Regions from separate parts of the Mus musculus genome. Here region 1 is linked to region 2. Evidence: chromatin loops called from intact Hi-C (ENCODE). Cell type or tissue: left cerebral cortex. All regions are shown on one strand. Links, peaks and the distances in the headings refer to the core of each region. The heading gives the core; the rest is flanking DNA.

Region 1 (11,038 bases), core at 2,742-7,741, 67 kb before region 2:
CAGCACCCACATAAAGAAAATGCTGGACATAGCCCTGCACACCTGTAACTTCAGTGTCGTGGGGATGCTGAGATGGAAAAGTCCCCAGGATTGCTGTCTAACAACCAGTGCAGCCCAGCCCAGCCCAGCCCAGCCCAGCCCAGCCCAGCCCAGCCCAGCCCAGCCCAGCCCAGCCCAGTTCAGTTCAGTTCAGTTCAGTTCAGTTCAGTTCAGTTCAGTTCAGTTGAGTGAGCGATTGTCTTGAGAGACTAAGGTTTAGAATAATAGAACATACTCCTCAGCCTCCAAATGCATGTGAAAACATGGGTACATGTAACACACACACATGCACACATATATACACATGCAGTCATACACACAGTCACATACATACATACATACACATCACCTTTTAAATAAGTGATTATGCATCGTTGTAGAGACTGCTTTAGAGCTCAGTTTGAATTCTCAGGCAGCTGTTTAAGCATAGACCGTTACATTTTTTTTTAAAGTCTGTGCTACACATGAGTTGGTAATAAGATATTTATAGTCTAGAGAGTTGTCAGTGCGTAAAGGTATTTACCTTGCAAGTCTGGTGACCCAAGTTCAATACCCAGAACCCATATAAAGGTGAATGGAGAGAACCTAAGTCTACAAAGTTGGTCTTTGACCTCCACACATACACTACAACACAGCATCCCATAATGTATGCACACATGTGCATGTGTGCATATGCATACTCCCAATAATATTAAATAAATTTTAAAATATTTTTATATAGCAAATAGCTTTACAATAGCTGTGATTAAAAGGAACAAGAAATGGTGCTTTAACTGTTCTTAAATATACAGTTTGTGTGTACTGTACCTTAGGTTAAAAACAAAATAGAATTTCCTTGCTGCTGTTCAACAGTTTTGTAATTTACCCCAGTAAAGGATAGTTTTGTCAATTTGACACAATCTGGAATCACTTGGAAGGGAGTCTCAAAGAGGGATGGTCTTCTAGTGGCCTGGGCATGTTTTAGAAGAACTGTCTTAATTAAGTTAATGTGAAAACACTCAGCTCACCATGGACAGCAAGATTCCCTAGGTGCAGGAAGTCTTGGACTCTATATAAATGGAAAACTTATCAGGCTGAGCACAGCAAGGCAGCCAGAGAGTAGGTGTGTGTGTTTCTCCCTGCTCTTGACTGTGGCTGTGAGATGACGAGCTGTTTGAATTCAGTTCCTGCTTTGACTGCCCATGATGATAGACTGCGACCTGGAAATGAAAGCCAAAAGAAACCCATTTCCCCTGTGTTGCTTTCTGTCAGGGTATTTTATCACAGCAACAGAAATAAAATTAGAGTACCCTTTTTTGTGTTTATCTCAAACTCCTAGAAAGAAAGGAGACAACAGCTTTTATAAGAGCGAGGCTGAGTGAGTAAGGAAGGCTTGGTAGCTTGTACCCAGAAGTATCCTTTAACCTGTGAGTAAAAGGTCAGCATCAGCATACTAAGTGAGATGTGCTAGCAGTTTCTATCAAGACTGGGAAGCTTGGAGTCCATGGGAAGCCTTTTTAAAAATGAGACACTGAAGTATGATCGCTACGCAGCTGCCAGGCTTGTATGAGTAACACAGACTCAGTTTTTAGGAGACCGAGAAACTAGTCTTTTAGTAGTTTTCAGGCGCTTTGATTTTTATTCCTTGACTTTCATGATTATAGAAATCTTTCATTTAAAATTTGACTATATTTATTTATTTAGGGGGCATATTCTCTCTCTCTCTCTCACTCTCTCTCTCACTCTCTCTCTCTCTCTCTCTCTCTCTCTCTCTTTTCCTCCCTCCCTCCCTCCCTCCCTCCCTCCCTGCTGTGTGTGTGGTTTGTATAGGTTATAAGACAACTTGTAGGAATCAGTTCTCTCCTACTATGTGGGTTTTGGGATCAAACTTAGGTTGTCAGGCTTGGTATAGTGGGAACAAGCAAAAGAAACTTATTCTAAGTACTTACCATTTAATTTTCAGACTCCATTTGATTAGGAGGAAACTAAATTCAAGGTTTCAGGCCCTAAGGGAGCTGGATACTTCCCAATAACTGAACAACTTTCATTATAAGGAAACAGTTATCCAAATCCAGACATCTCAGAGACAGTTTATAAGGAAACAGTTGCCTGAGTCCAGACATCTCAAGGACAGTTTCTCCATCTTTCTGGCATAGTCAAACTAAGTTCATGTTTCCAGGCCTAGGGACCTACTCCTATCCTGATGGATGGAAACTTCCTTGATCAACCTCAAACTATGACTAGACAATGCTAGAACCCACCCTGCTCCCTATCGCTTTATGGTTTCATCCTCTATGCTGTGCAGTGTCCCTTAAGGTCACAGCTCAGCTCCCAAGTCTGTTCTGCAGCCCTGATCGATCAGTAGCGGCTTGATTACAATACATTTTTGCCATTTACATTTACCTGATGTTTGAGTTATGTTGGATGTAAGCGAACCCCACATTTGGTGCGTTGGCCAGGAATCCAATCACTCTACCCAGGCCCCTGGTTTGTTATCATCTGCATTGAGCAATTTCATTTTGAAGCTCAAAACCTCCAGAGGTGAGCCTGTTTTTTGTTTTCTGTTTGGCAGCTGTCTGGTTGGAATCTAAGAAAGGAGAAACTGCACACAGTATTGCTCCCAGGGTCATAGGAGGTCAGGGGACATACTGCTTCCTCTTTGGTTCCCACTGGAGGAACACCTGGTCTGGTTCTGGGTTCCCCTTTGGTGGGACATTTGGTTCTCTTCCCTCTTTTCCCCAACTCTATTGGTTGCCCTTGGCATGTCAGTCTGTCCATGTCTTTCAGTTTATGCCTGTAGTTTCATTTAATTGCCTAATTGTTGCTCTTGGCAGTATTACAGGTATGTGCCACCATGGCCAGCGAATATGAGACTATTTTGAGAACTTTTCTTGAGTGTTAAATTAATACAAGTACTTTTTGAGTACACAGTTGTTTTCTACAACTATGTCGTTTCCCTTGGCTTTGTTAGATCTATTTTTAGCACTATGTAGAAAAATGGGTGTGTTTAACTTTTTCCTTCAAGTGCCCCACCCCTACTCCCACGAAAAGGAAGTGCCTGCAGTACTGATGTGTCATGTCTTCCACAGGTAACATAGTGTGGGGAAGAAGCCACTTAGTCCGGCTTCCTCCAACTTCTCCTTGAGGCTCTCATCAGAGCCTTTGCTCTTTCTGAGGGAAATTTTTGGCTCTTAAGTTAGAATTTAGGATTCTCTAGGATTCATTTTTCTGGTAAGTTTTCTTGGTCTAGTTATAGCACGTCTGTTCTGAACTCTGAGAAGCAACTAAGAACAGATGGTTCGTTTTTACAGATAGCTAGAGGTTAGGTTCCTTTAACTGCCAGAATTTCATTTTCACTGTGTGTTTTAATAGAAATCTTGTGTGTGCTTTTCTGCCTTCCCTATATAAAGATGTTAAATCTTAAGTGGTGCATGTTCAACTCAGAACATACAAAGAGTATAGAGAAGTTATGTATTTAGTTGAGTATTTATTCAAATTCACTGTATTCTACATATTATAATAATTGCCAAGAGTCTGTCTGTGTATAAACTACCCATGGTCCTTGTCTTTATGGAGCCAGTCTACTATAAAGAAGAGAGCAGAAACCACAGTGGTAATTCGATTTCTAAAATCAACAGGCTCAGCAAGTCACAGCACTTGTCATGCAAGCCTTGTGGCCTGAGTTCAACCCCCAGAAACTGTAAATATAGAGGAAGAGAGCTAACCTCCCTCTCTCTCTCTCTCTCTCTCTCTCTCTCTCTCACACATACACACACACACATAAATAAAATGTGATAATGACATGAACAACACATGGCTTAAAAACTTAAACTCAGCCAGGTATGGTGGCACAAGCCTTTTAATCCCAGCACTCAGGAGACAGAGGCAGGTGGATCTCTGTGAGTTTAAGGCCAACCTGGTCTACAGAGTGACTTCCAGGACAGCCAGGGCTACACAGAGAAGCCTTGTTTCAAAACAACAACAACAACAACAAAACAAAAGAAAGAAAGAAAGAAAGAAAGAAAGAAAGAAAGAAAGAAAGAAAGAAAGGGAAAAAGAAAAAAATTAAACTTCTTAAAAATATATAAAATACTATAGTTTCCTCCTATACCGTTCTCTAGAAATAAACACATTTTTATTTCTAACCTTACTAATCCTGATATAATACACAGAGATTTTAAAAGTTATATAATATTTTAAATTTGAGAATTAAATAATAGAAAGTGATTTTATTTACCTGTGGCAAAGAGCTGAATGTTTCTTACTGAATTTAGTAATGTAGGTTTAAAAAATAAAATCTAGACGTTCTCTCAGAATAAAGTTAACTGACCAATGCAGAATCTTATCTATGAAAATTAGGGCAATAGTATCCATCAAAATATAATTAAAATTTGAAAAACTAGTCTCTTGTCCTCTTCTTCCCGTGTGTCCCCTAGACTGGCTCTTTTCACCTCCCTTCAGTGTGTTGAGGCTGTTAGAGCACAGTTTCTGGCCTTCCATCCCCGCAGGCATTTCTAAGCATCCGATGTTATGCCAGTCCCTTGTGAGGAGAGGCTGAGGGTTCAGTGGTGAGCAGGACTTGCACTATAATAGGCATCGTGGGCCCGTGCAGAGGCTGCTGATTCTAATTCCGAACAAAATATTTCTGTTTGACAGCGTGTTAACTACACTTTCCCTTGGTTGTAAGATAGGTATTGCTTCTCCCATATGCCAAGTGATATATGTGCTCCATCTGGCCTAAGTTCCTACATAGGAATTGACTAGCTGACATCAGTTTTCTGAAGACAGACAGGCAAAAACGTTTAGGCTTTATAGACCACTGCTGAAACCTGAGTTGTCCTACATCTGCTCTAGGCACTTGCCTGTGTTCAGGGTCAGTGCCAAGAGAACAATTGGTTTGGCGTAGAACACAACAAAGTATCCTATATTTTAGAGTGGTTTTCAGTTCCAAGCCAGAGAGGGGCAGACAGACAGACAGACAGACACACACACACACACACACAGAGAGAGAGAGAGAGAGAGAGAGAGAGAGAGATTGATTCAGTGATTTCCTGTTTTTTCATATCCCTGCCCCACACGTGCATGGCTTCCCCTATTATCAGTATTTCCTGCCAGGATGGTACATTTGTCCTCACTGATTTCTAGCGACACATTATTGCACAACACATAGGTTTTGTTTTGTTGAGTTTTTTTTTTTTTTCGATGCAGAGTCTCACATAGCAGGTGGGTCTCCATCTCACTATTTCGGCAAGGATGATCGTGCCTCTAGCTCCTAAGTGCTGGGTTTGCAGACATGTACCACCACTGCTAGCTGAAAAAAATGTTAAAGTTAGTTTATTCTTTATAATGCTTATGAATTTGGACAACTTTGTATCGTATGGTTTTACAGTATCATACATAGTATTTTTCCTACCTTAAAAATGTTCTGGGTGCCAGAGAGAGGATCCAGCAATTAAGAACACCTGGGTGATCTTCCAGAGGCCCCAGCTTGGGTTCCCAGCACCCATGAAGCAGCTTATGACTGACAGTAGCTCCAGTTCTAGGGACTCTGATGTCCTCTGGCCTCAATGGGCACCAGGCTTGCACATGATTTATGTGCACACGTGCAGATAAAATCCCACATACAATTTTTTAAAAAGATATTTGACATTCTACCTGTCTATCCTTCTCTTTTCATAGCCCTCACTGTTTATAGTCTCCAGAGTTTTGCTTTGCCCTAAAATGTTATAGGTAGTATTTGGAATTGTATTCTTTTGGGATAGTTATTTTTTAATTTATTTATTTTATGTATATGTGTACACTATCACTGTCTTCAGACACACCAGAAGAGGGCATCAGATCCCATTACAGATGGCTATGAGCCACCATGTGGTTGCTGGGAATTGAACTCAGGACCTCTGGAAGAGCAGCCAGTGCTCTTACCCGCTGAGCCACCTCTCCAGCCCCGGGATAGGCTTCTTAGTTAGGAGACTGTGCTTGTTTCCTCTTGATCTTTACGTGTGTATTGCTTAGGTTTTTGTTTTTATTAACTTGACACAAGCTGTGGTCACCTGAGAAAAGGGAGTCTTGAGAGACTGCCTTCCTCGGCTTGCTTGTAGGCAACTCTGGGGGGCATTTTCTGGATTGCTAATTGATGGGGGTGGGAAGCAGCCCTCTTAGGTGGTCCTGCCCTTGGACAGGTTATGTAATAAAACGAGCCAAGCAAGTGCTGGAAGCAAGCAGGAAGCAGAGTTTCTCTTTTGGTTTCTGCTTCAAGTTCCTGTCTTGTGTTCCCTGGTCTCCCTCAATAATGAACCATAGCCTGTAAACTAAGATTTTTACCCTTCCAGACATGCTTTTTGGTCAGTGTTTTATCACAACAGCAGAGAAGTAAAGTATGATAACATGACTTGATAGATCATTTTGTCTTTATTACTGAGGATTAAATCCAGGGCCTCATAGACAAGCATACAACCACTGAGCTACATTACCAACCAAGCCAAACCTCCAGATCCTTCCCAGACAGTTCAAACTGGAGACCAAGCATTCATACATATGACCTATGGGAGCCATTCTCAGCCAAACCACCATAGTCACATTTTATCAATATGAACTAAGAGTCAAAACAATTACTAAAGAACTCATAATGTAAAATTATAGCCGTGGTTAACTTCCACGAAAAAATTTCATGGGCTACTGATGACCCAAAATCAGAAGAATATACGTTGTTTGTATAGAGATGATAGTGAGAAGTAAATTGAGTCAGGAGTTATTGTGAAGGAGATAGTGTGAAGGAGATAGCAGCTGTCACAAGGTTAAGTTGGAAGGTCCTTGGCAAATTAAAGACTCTTCAAAAGGACCACCGTGTGGAGGGCAGAAATCTAGGGGTGCAAGTTGAAAGATGCAGGTAGGGCTATAAAACATTTGTACCATTCAGTGTTAAGTACTGAGGTATATCCCTTTGTACCATGCAAAGCTGTGGCAAGTTTCTTAATTGATAGTGAGATGCTATGGAAATACACTCTAGCTCTTATGTTGAGAGTGAATTGGTAGATTCAGGAAGACTCTAGTGAGGAAATTATTCCAAGGGCCATTATTTCGGATACGAGGAGAACTGGAATTGAAAACACATTTTTAGTTTGCATTTTAGAATGGATGATAGTGGTTTCATTTACTGAGGTAGAGATCATGGGAGAACTCCATGCTTATAAAGGGGGAATCAGAATGAGCCTCGTATTGAACATTTTGCAACAGTTTACATCAACTAAAAAAAAAAAACATAAACAGTGAGTACAGCAGTGTAGTTTTAGTGTAGTTGATTATTTCTTGAACTCTGTGTGCCACAAAAATGACAGCAAACAATTGGATGCTTCGATGAGTCTTAGGAAAGGCCAAGATACCAAGGAAAAAAGGTACAGAAAAGCATCTTGTTCCTCCAGAACAATGCCAATCATTGGTGTCTGTGATTTCCTGCATTTTGGGCCTCTGTCCAGGTCCTCCAAGCCTGAACTTCGCAGTTACACCATTTGGATTCTTGAAGTTCTTCACAAGCCACCTACACTCCTTATGGTGCTGTCAAAACAGCAAGCCCACGGACGTGTCACCTACAAGTAAAACAGACACCCAAGCTCTTGTTTATTGGTAGACTGTAGTGTTTCCTCCTCTCCCGCCTTCCTCGTGCGACAGAAACAACTTTGTGGAGGCAAAAATCAATTATCAAGGTGGAACTTCTGAGCTCAGCAACTGCCAAAATATGGTGATGGTCGAAGCCGCTGGCGCAGGTGAAGCCAGTTCCAGGCCTATTCCCAGCTCTCGCGGGTGGGAACCCTGAGCCTCCGCGGCTCCTTCGCGGCTCCTTTGCGGCTCCTTCAGCCCTGACGCCCAACGGGGCCAACCGCCAATCGCCAGCCGCTCACCTCCCATGCAGGTGACCCGTGGCCAATCGCCAGGGACCTCTTTGCCAGGGCCAGCCAATTGGGGCTGCGTCTGGACCGCGGCGCAGGGGGAGGGCGGGGGAGGGCGGGAGAGGGCGTCCTCCAGCGGCTCCAGGGCTGGGGTGCGGGGCGCGGAGGGGCATCCGGGTTGGGGAAGGGCCCCTCCCCTGAGACGGCGGCCGGCCGCCGCGAATGGCTCTCCTGCTGGCCGCTTGCGGAGTGAGTAGACCCTTGGGTCCCCCTGGCGAGGGGCCGCCTCTCCTCAGCCCACGCCCCCAAGCCCCCCTCTGTGGCGCCGCTGTCCTGCTTAGGAAATACTTGTGTGGAACTCGGTTCTCTTTTAGAAGGCTGACGCACAATCACTTCAGTTGAGCTCTAAACTCGAAAGCTCAACTCTGACCCAGCCTATTAAATGTAGAATTTGGGATATCTAGGCGTTGTGCTGGAGCTTGGCCCTGTATTTGTGTATCAGTGATGGATGCTGCTGTTTGTGGCTGGGTGGCTAGGGAATGAGGTGGTTTTGTTTTTAAGTAGCTGCTGTAAATATTTTGGAAACTTCCGTATAGTTTCATGGGGTTCACGGGACAACTATAGGGAAGGCTTTAAGGTTGTCAGTTTTAGCTCAGTTGTAGAAAGTTGCCTGTGATTAATATAGCAGGAAGGGAAGGCTCCTGCTGGCCTTTCTGCTGTACTTAAAAAAAAACATTTTTTTTTAAAATCATAAAAGATTGAGAATTATGTTGAAGAACATTTTTAATGTGAAGGTTTGGTATTGCGTTATTAAATTGTTTTACTTTTTAGCTGCCTTACAGAAATTGAAAGCCAAGTAACTATTTCCAGGCTTTTCAGTGTGAAAGCTGGCAGTGGTCTTAAAGTGGTAGTTGAAGTTTAAAACGTTCACAGCGAACGTTTTTAAAAAACAGGAGGTCTCATGAGATTACTCACAGGTCATCCTTGTGAACACAGCCTGTGTCGGAACAACCATTAGAGTCCTGTAGTTACTAGTACTAACGTTTCTTGTCTTACTTTTTGGGGGATGATTTTTTTTTTAAACTTTTGGTTTTTGTGCATCTCTACAAGTTTACTTAAATAGAAGCTCGATTGTTTTAATGTACTCCAGGGCAAGCTTACATCATTAAGAAAGGGATTTTAGTTTTGAGAATTCAAACAAAGCAATATTTTTTTTTGAAGTTGAGTGCCCTTAGTTTGGTTTGGAACAGGAATGACATTGTACTTGAAGCATGTCTCAGTAAATGAGAGGCTGAAAAAATATATTGAGCACAGTGCCCTACTCCCCACATCTAAAGCTCTTTAGTAATATCTCTTGGATTTAACAGGTTTTCTTGTATGATACAGCTCTGAGTCCTTTGACCTCTCTCAGCTGGACTTTTGGGAAATCTGACGAAAGTGAGACAAGCCCCACCCATCCTCTTCACTCAAAAACACATTGACTGAGTCACTGCCATGCTTCTGCTTTGGGTGCCTGCCCAAGTCCAGTTCCTGGCATCCCTATAAGGCCCTCGACAGTGGGTATGCATTCATCCCACAGCTGTAGGTGCTTAAGGTGCTCCCTGTGAGCGGTTTCTCCTTAGATCAGTCTATCCTATGAGCTCTTTCCTTCAGTCTTTCCTTTTTGCTTAGGTTGCCACCACATTTCAGGTGGTTAAGCTTTGGGCTGAACCCTAGTGCCTGCACCCATTGCCTTTCCCTTGCTGTATAAACAAGGCAGTGAGTTACTTTGTGTCCGTTACAGAATTTGTTCATATCTCTTACAGATTTTGCTAAATGTTAATTTTTTTATTTACATGTCAGATTCTTATTAGGTTGTAATTTGCTAGAAATAAAGGTTTTTACTCATCTTTGTATCCCTGGTGTCTTTGTCACTAAGGGAGTGTCTGGCCATGTAGGCTGGTCTCTTCCTTATGTTTCCTTACTCTGAAGAGAAATTCTTAACAGATTTATCAAATTTTATATGACAGAAGGTTCTCACAATGAACACCCAAAGACCCAGGAAAAACTCTTGTTTCTGTAAGTTGACTATGGCTATCTATGGATAGCTACATAGAATATTATTGGATAGAGAACTGTGATGTAATGCAATAATAGACATAATGAAAAGCTTGTCTGGAGTCAGTCAGGGTAGCATTCCTACTGGGCAATGGGCCAGGACTCCTTCCAAAATGAAAGATTTATGACTTACTGTCAGGCACAGGTCTCGAGAGGTTTGTTTGTTTGTTTGTTTGTTCTGTTTTGCCTTGTTTTAGTTTTTGTCTTTTTGAGACAACCCTACCATGTATCCCAGGCTTGTCTTGGATTCATGATTTCCTTTTCTTTGCACCACAAATCCTGGGATTATAAGCATGTGCCACTGTACCCTGGCCTGATCAGAGGATTTCTTTAATGTAGGGGGAAAGGTGAAAGCAAGGTTTCTGTCTGTTGTGGGATAGAAGGGTTATGGTTCTTAAGACGAGCTGAGAGTAAAGGAATTCTAGAGTCTCTTGCTGCTTTGGGAGCTGAGGGTAGAGGAATTCTAGAATCTCTTGCTGCTTTGGGAGAAAAGGGGAACATGAGAAAATCAGATACTTTTTCTAAGTGCCCTTCAGTTCGAACATCCACAAGTGTGGCACTTGGAGTTTGGCTTTCTGAGCCCAGTAGAACATTGTAGGTGTTTAGCAAGTGGGTAAGTTGTATAAACTGAAGATATGACCACTCCATGGTCTGGTTACAGGGAAGGTTTTTATTGTAGAAATGAGGGTCGAACAGCCAGAGGCATCTGGAATAGTGCAGAGCAGAGAAGCAAACTAGTAGACTGAACATATCCAGCATACAACCTCTGGCCACGAGAGAAGGGCTGGTGTTGAGGGGTGAGAGGTGAAGACCCAGAAGACCGAGAGAGGGCATAGCTGACATAGCAGGGTTATACGGAGATTGAGACGCTGTGGGAGGGAGGGAAGCTCCTGAGCTGGAGGAAGTTTAGGGGAGATGTGTGTGAAAGAGCGAGGATGTTAGCTTAGCATGGACCCTGATATATATAGCAGGTACTTGTGATACTGAGGGAACCTGGAGGCCAGCATGTAGTTTGGTGTGCTAATAGGTACCACATTTGT
Region 2 (5,000 bases), core at 1-5,000:
GAGTAACAATTAGCTGAGCTACAGCTTAATGCTTCTTTCTGGGAAGGGCACGTAAACCTCAAAGAGAAAATCCAAACCAATACTTACTCAACAACATATTTTAGGAAATCCATCGATTCCTAAAAGATAAAAAGAGAAGCAAACATCTGTAACGTGGTCATTGCAATTCTCTAATTCCTTGCAGCACTAAGAAAGCAGAGAGTCTATCACCTAAATGCTGGACCAGCATTTATCAGGCCAGTTCTGTTTATCAAATACTGTCTCAAGCTGCCCCTCTCTGCCTAGCATGCCCACAGTTTTTAAGTTTCCAGTTTCACATTAGTTTAGCTAGGCCATGCTATGGACAGCGCTATAATTTGGAAGTCTGGGCCAGCTGACACAGCCTGGACAGATAAGTAACAGAACAGCCCTGGGACTTCCTACATCCCTTCTGTTCTACACATAAGATAATGAGCGAAGGTGGCTCAACTCTGGAGTCATTTCTTCTGTGGCTATTTGACTATGTCCTCAGTCCCTCCTGGTCCCCGCACTGGGTCTGACACAGCTTGCTAGTCCTACTTTTCTTGATATTGAGACTCTGAAGGTCTTTCTGTTGGTAGAACAGAAACCAAGACTGGTTTTGTAATTCTATTCTCCCCAGAAAGAAACGGGAAAACAAAAGACACAGTTTAAGTGTGACCCTTTTTATATTCTAACAAAAGGCCACCCCAGCACAGAGCCCCTTTTCCCTCCATGCCTTACCCAGTCACCCAGGGTCTGGATGTCTTCCTCCTAGTTGTCTCCTAAGCACTTCTTTTCATTTATCACATTACGTTCATATAACACAGCTTATCATTTTGCCAGTTTTTAAAGTGTATAAAAATTTAAAGTATAAAAGTCACACTTGTGAGACATAGTTTAAAAAAAAATCCATCTTGTAAAATCAGAACTCTATACTTATTAAACAACTTTCTTCTTTCTCCCTTCCAGCCCTACTGGCCCCTTCTTCTATTTCTGCCACTCTGTCTTCTTTAGATAACTAGAAGCACACCTCATTCTTAGCTCGGCCAAGCTTGGCACACAGGGGCTGGCTGTGCATGTATGTACTTTGTCTCTACATTACAGGTTCCACATATGCTCTTAACACCAAACTAATAACAAACCGGTCACTCAATTGTAACCAGTCTTCTTCAGAAGACGCCAGCTGCCCAGCGTTGGGCTGGAAACTCCTACCAGCTGACAGTGCTGACCCACCAAACCATTTAGGGAAGAAGAATATGATTTCAGATCAGAAAGCGCACTGACAGGCCCCGCCTATCTATCTTAAGAACACCCACTCACCGTGCTGGTGACATTCCCTTGGACCAGGCCCTCAACAAAAAGTTGGGATTTAAAATCCTTGACAAAGTTTAGCAGAGAATCAAGGGAAAGGCCATCCATCAAAGCTTGGTACTTGTCAATCATAGACCAGCGGGAATATTCCAGAATTAAAAGCCGCACATCTCTGTACAAAGGACATTTTTTTAAAATGTTGTAAGAATGTATCTTAAAAATTTTACATCAAGATGCAATAGAAGTGTTTCCAAAGACAGATGATTCCCACCATAACTTAAATTGAAGAAAATCACCATAGTAACCAAAACAGGAATAAGAACTGCATGCATGCAGAGTTCCAGACGGGCTTACTCACCAGTGCAACACACCTTTCTGTCTCAGATATAGAGTGAAATATTCCACATAAGTTGCTAAGTGAGTGAAATCTAACTAATTGTCCACAAATTTTAAATTATTGCTATTTTTGTTAGACGTTTCACTAATTTGTATTACTAGAAGCTAACTCTATAGTGTCTATAATTACCGTGTCTTATTTTATAACTATAGTGAGTCTGGGTAATGGCCCTAGATCATTCTCAGACTGACCTCACTGTCCATCTCCAAACCACCTTCCTAATGGCTACTGGGTTTCTAGAGTTCCTAGTATCTGTAATTCAATTTCTTTGTCATTTATAAAACAAAAGCAGGGCCTATGTCTAAGGTCAGGCTGTTTGATGACCGTTTACAGACGCCCAACAAGGAAATCATCAAGGGGCTTAAAGCCACATGGAAAAGAAAAGGCTGTGTCCACTCACAGGAGCCTTTCTGCCCTTCCCACTAAGCTCTCTACAGGCTGATGACGAGTGCCCCAAGGGCATCTTTGTCTGATTCAGACACATGTGCCCATGTAAGCTGCGATTAACTCGGGCTCCGAGTCACTGACACTTATGCTCTGCTCCCTCTGTGCTCTTCTGAACCTTAGTTAAGTTCCCAGCAGGAAGGCTGAGGCACTGGCACGTCAACATTTACTTCAGCAATGCATACACCTCCTCCTAGGGGCCCTCCAAACACAGCGCATCCTGTACACCTACTTGGCCAGAGTCTCGGGCTTGATGAGGATGTTGAAGTAGGTCTTCTTCAGTTGCTCAGTTATCATGGTAAAGACAGCGGGTGTGGAACTGAACTCAGTCAGGTAGTCAATAATGAGCTGAAAGAGCAGCTAAAAGGAAAATGCACTTTAAGCAACAAAGTATGGAAATATACTAAACCTGAGGGAGGAAATGCTTTCCTCAGTACCAGGCCAGGGAGGGGACAGGCATTGCAGAGGACTCAAGGCAAGGGCTCAGGACTCAACCCCTAGAGGCCAAACCACGAAGTTGCTCAAAGTTGAAGCAATGTGTCTTCAGTTTTCATCATTTTTCTTAAAAACTATCTCTACATGTGCCTTTAACTGGAAGGATATTATAACTGCACATAAATTTTGAAAGCAGTAATAAATGTTTAATTGTCTTATCCAAGTCAGGCATTGTGGGACATTGTGCTTTTAATTCCAGCACTCAGGAGAAAAAGGTAGGCAGCTCTCTGAGTTGAAGGCCAGTTTGTCTACACAGTGGTCTACGTCATGAGTTCCAGGACACCCAGAGCTACATAGTGGGACCCTAACTTTAAAAAAAAGTCTTAACCCAAAATGTGAAGCTTTTTCATTTTCTCTAGCTAGAACTTAAGCTGTTTCCTATTTCTAGGCACTGTATTGTTTTTTCCCAACATGTAACTCACACACTTGTTTCTCACCATTTCTGGAGGGGAACACGTGCTTCAAAAGGGAAACTGCCACTGGATCAACCGCCAATTAAGTCGCTGGCCTCCTAACACTGACCAACCCTGCCTTTCAGTAACTTAGCCAAGCTACATTATTTATTCTACAATGTCATTACATTTAATTTTCAATTTGTTTTAGAAAGCTTGCATCTATACTCTGTAAATTAGTTTTTAGCTTTCTATAAATATATTCTGTATTATGTTTAAGTATTAAGGTGAGGTAAGCCTCAAAATGAAGAGCATCAATTTTCTAAGGTTTATAATTTTAAACAGTTTTCTAAACTTACTTCCCAAACAACACCTATCGTATTCTGGGATTTAATCTGTTTGAATCTTGACGCTCCATTTGAAGGTAGACCAAAGTCAGTACCTCCACAGGGCAGACAGAGGCAAAGGTATAAAGGGCAGACTTATACTCTCCAGCGTTACTCTGCCAGCGCAGGGCTGGGTTCTGCCGGTTCTTTCCTGTGGAATTTTAAAAATATGAACCCAGTTCCAAAAATAATAATAATCTTCCTTAAATTTGCTATTGCTCTTTTGTGAGCAATAGCCTCAAACCACGCCTATGCCAGCATGAGCGTCAGAGAGACAGCAAATGGAAGCAAGATATAACTAAAACACAACACAGGCTGTTTAGTTTTCTATGCACTGCCAGCAATCAGACATGCATGTACGTACACACACACACACACACACACACACACACACACACACACACACACACACACACACACACTGCACACTGCTGGGAGCCTGCCTGAGAACCAGTTTTCTCTGGAAAGCAGCAATGAGGGCAGCACTGTGATTTTCAGGGGGAAAACTAAATTCTGCCAGGGCTAGAATGTTGCTTATTTTGTAATATTTATCTTTCTTAACCCTTTGCTATTCTGAGGCCAGAAACCACTGGCTTCCTGCTATTTAACAGTGGGGGATTCAGTAAACAAGTGATTCCTCTGGGTCTTTGTTCTTTTCTCTCAGCTAGAGCAGCTTGGAGTTTGTTAACTCCTTGAGAGCCAGGAAAAGAATGTCATACAAGAAAGAAAATCTTTTACATAGGCAATATGCATACACACACACAAACGCACACGCACACACACACACACACACACACACACACACTGGTAGAGGCTGATCACCTGTCTCAACTCCACAAAGTGTTCATACATACATACACACATGTATGTACAGACAGACAGACATATACACACATACATTTGATGGGTGGGTAGGGCAGAGCCCCAGATACCACACTTTATCCCTTCTCTCTGGCTTTTTTATGCCTTCTTAGACAAAAGTTCTTTATGAAATTACCTCAAATAAATTGTTACACAAAAGGGGAGTTACAGAAGGATGTTGATATTTAGCTCAAAGCAGTGTTTCGTTGTAAGTTCAAAGCCACAGTTTCACAACGCCTTGCTTTATCATAGCACATCTGAGGCTTCATCCTGGGATCTGATCAATGTTTTTCCTTGATCACAAATTTGTCCCATGCCTAGTTTTCTTTTTAGTGTAATTGTGACGTTACTGCAGCCTTTATTATGCAGCCTTTACTTACAATTCTATGAGGAGTGGGCACATTCTATTCAATTCTAATTTAATCTTTCTGGCAAAACAGCTAAAACCATCTCTTAAAACTTTCTTCCTAAAATTATTTGAATCAAATAAAGAATTCTATAAAATCATTAACTAATCTAAACAGCATTCATTCACAAAAGTTCATCTTTATGTTGACCTGTAGGAACCCTGCCCAATAGGGTGGGCTGGTGCCCAGGAATCGTCAGGGTCTCTAACAGTGACAGGAAAAGCTCATCTGCGGCAAGAAGCAATCCTCAGATGGAGGGGCCTGGGGCCTAGCCTCTCAGCACTCACCCACCTCAGGCCATGCAAAA

What was found. Peaks named below come from ENCODE experiments on the same cell type or tissue, not always from the same donor. Only the 100,000 strongest peaks of a DNase experiment are listed, where the experiment ranks them.
Region 1: a loop joins it to region 2, with 4 times the contacts of the local background. A loop is called at or near these places in 1 of 42 quality-filtered maps.

The regions. Positions count from the first base shown.
Region 1 is chr4:109,115,007-109,126,044 of GRCm38, reverse strand. All of the region lies in intron 4 of Osbpl9 (oxysterol binding protein-like 9), which reads left to right. Among named protein-coding and RNA genes, the nearest start is that of Gm52703, 13 kb to the left of the region's middle. In left cerebral cortex, for the core only: a CTCF peak has its summit at 5,835 (motif pointing right); DNase peaks (open chromatin) are centred at 3,261, 4,668 and 7,559; H3K4me3 peaks cover 298 bases; H3K27ac peaks cover 265 bases.
Region 2 is chr4:109,051,409-109,056,408 of GRCm38, reverse strand. Nrd1 (nardilysin, N-arginine dibasic convertase, NRD convertase 1) reads right to left here. Exons shown (of 31, transcript NM_146150.3): 21 at 2,385-2,512; 22 at 1,321-1,483; 23 at 88-119. Among named protein-coding and RNA genes, the nearest start is that of Gm32581, 25 kb to the left of the region's middle. In left cerebral cortex, for the core only: a CTCF peak has its summit at 2,663; DNase peaks (open chromatin) are centred at 1,335 and 1,582; H3K27ac peaks cover 1,314 bases.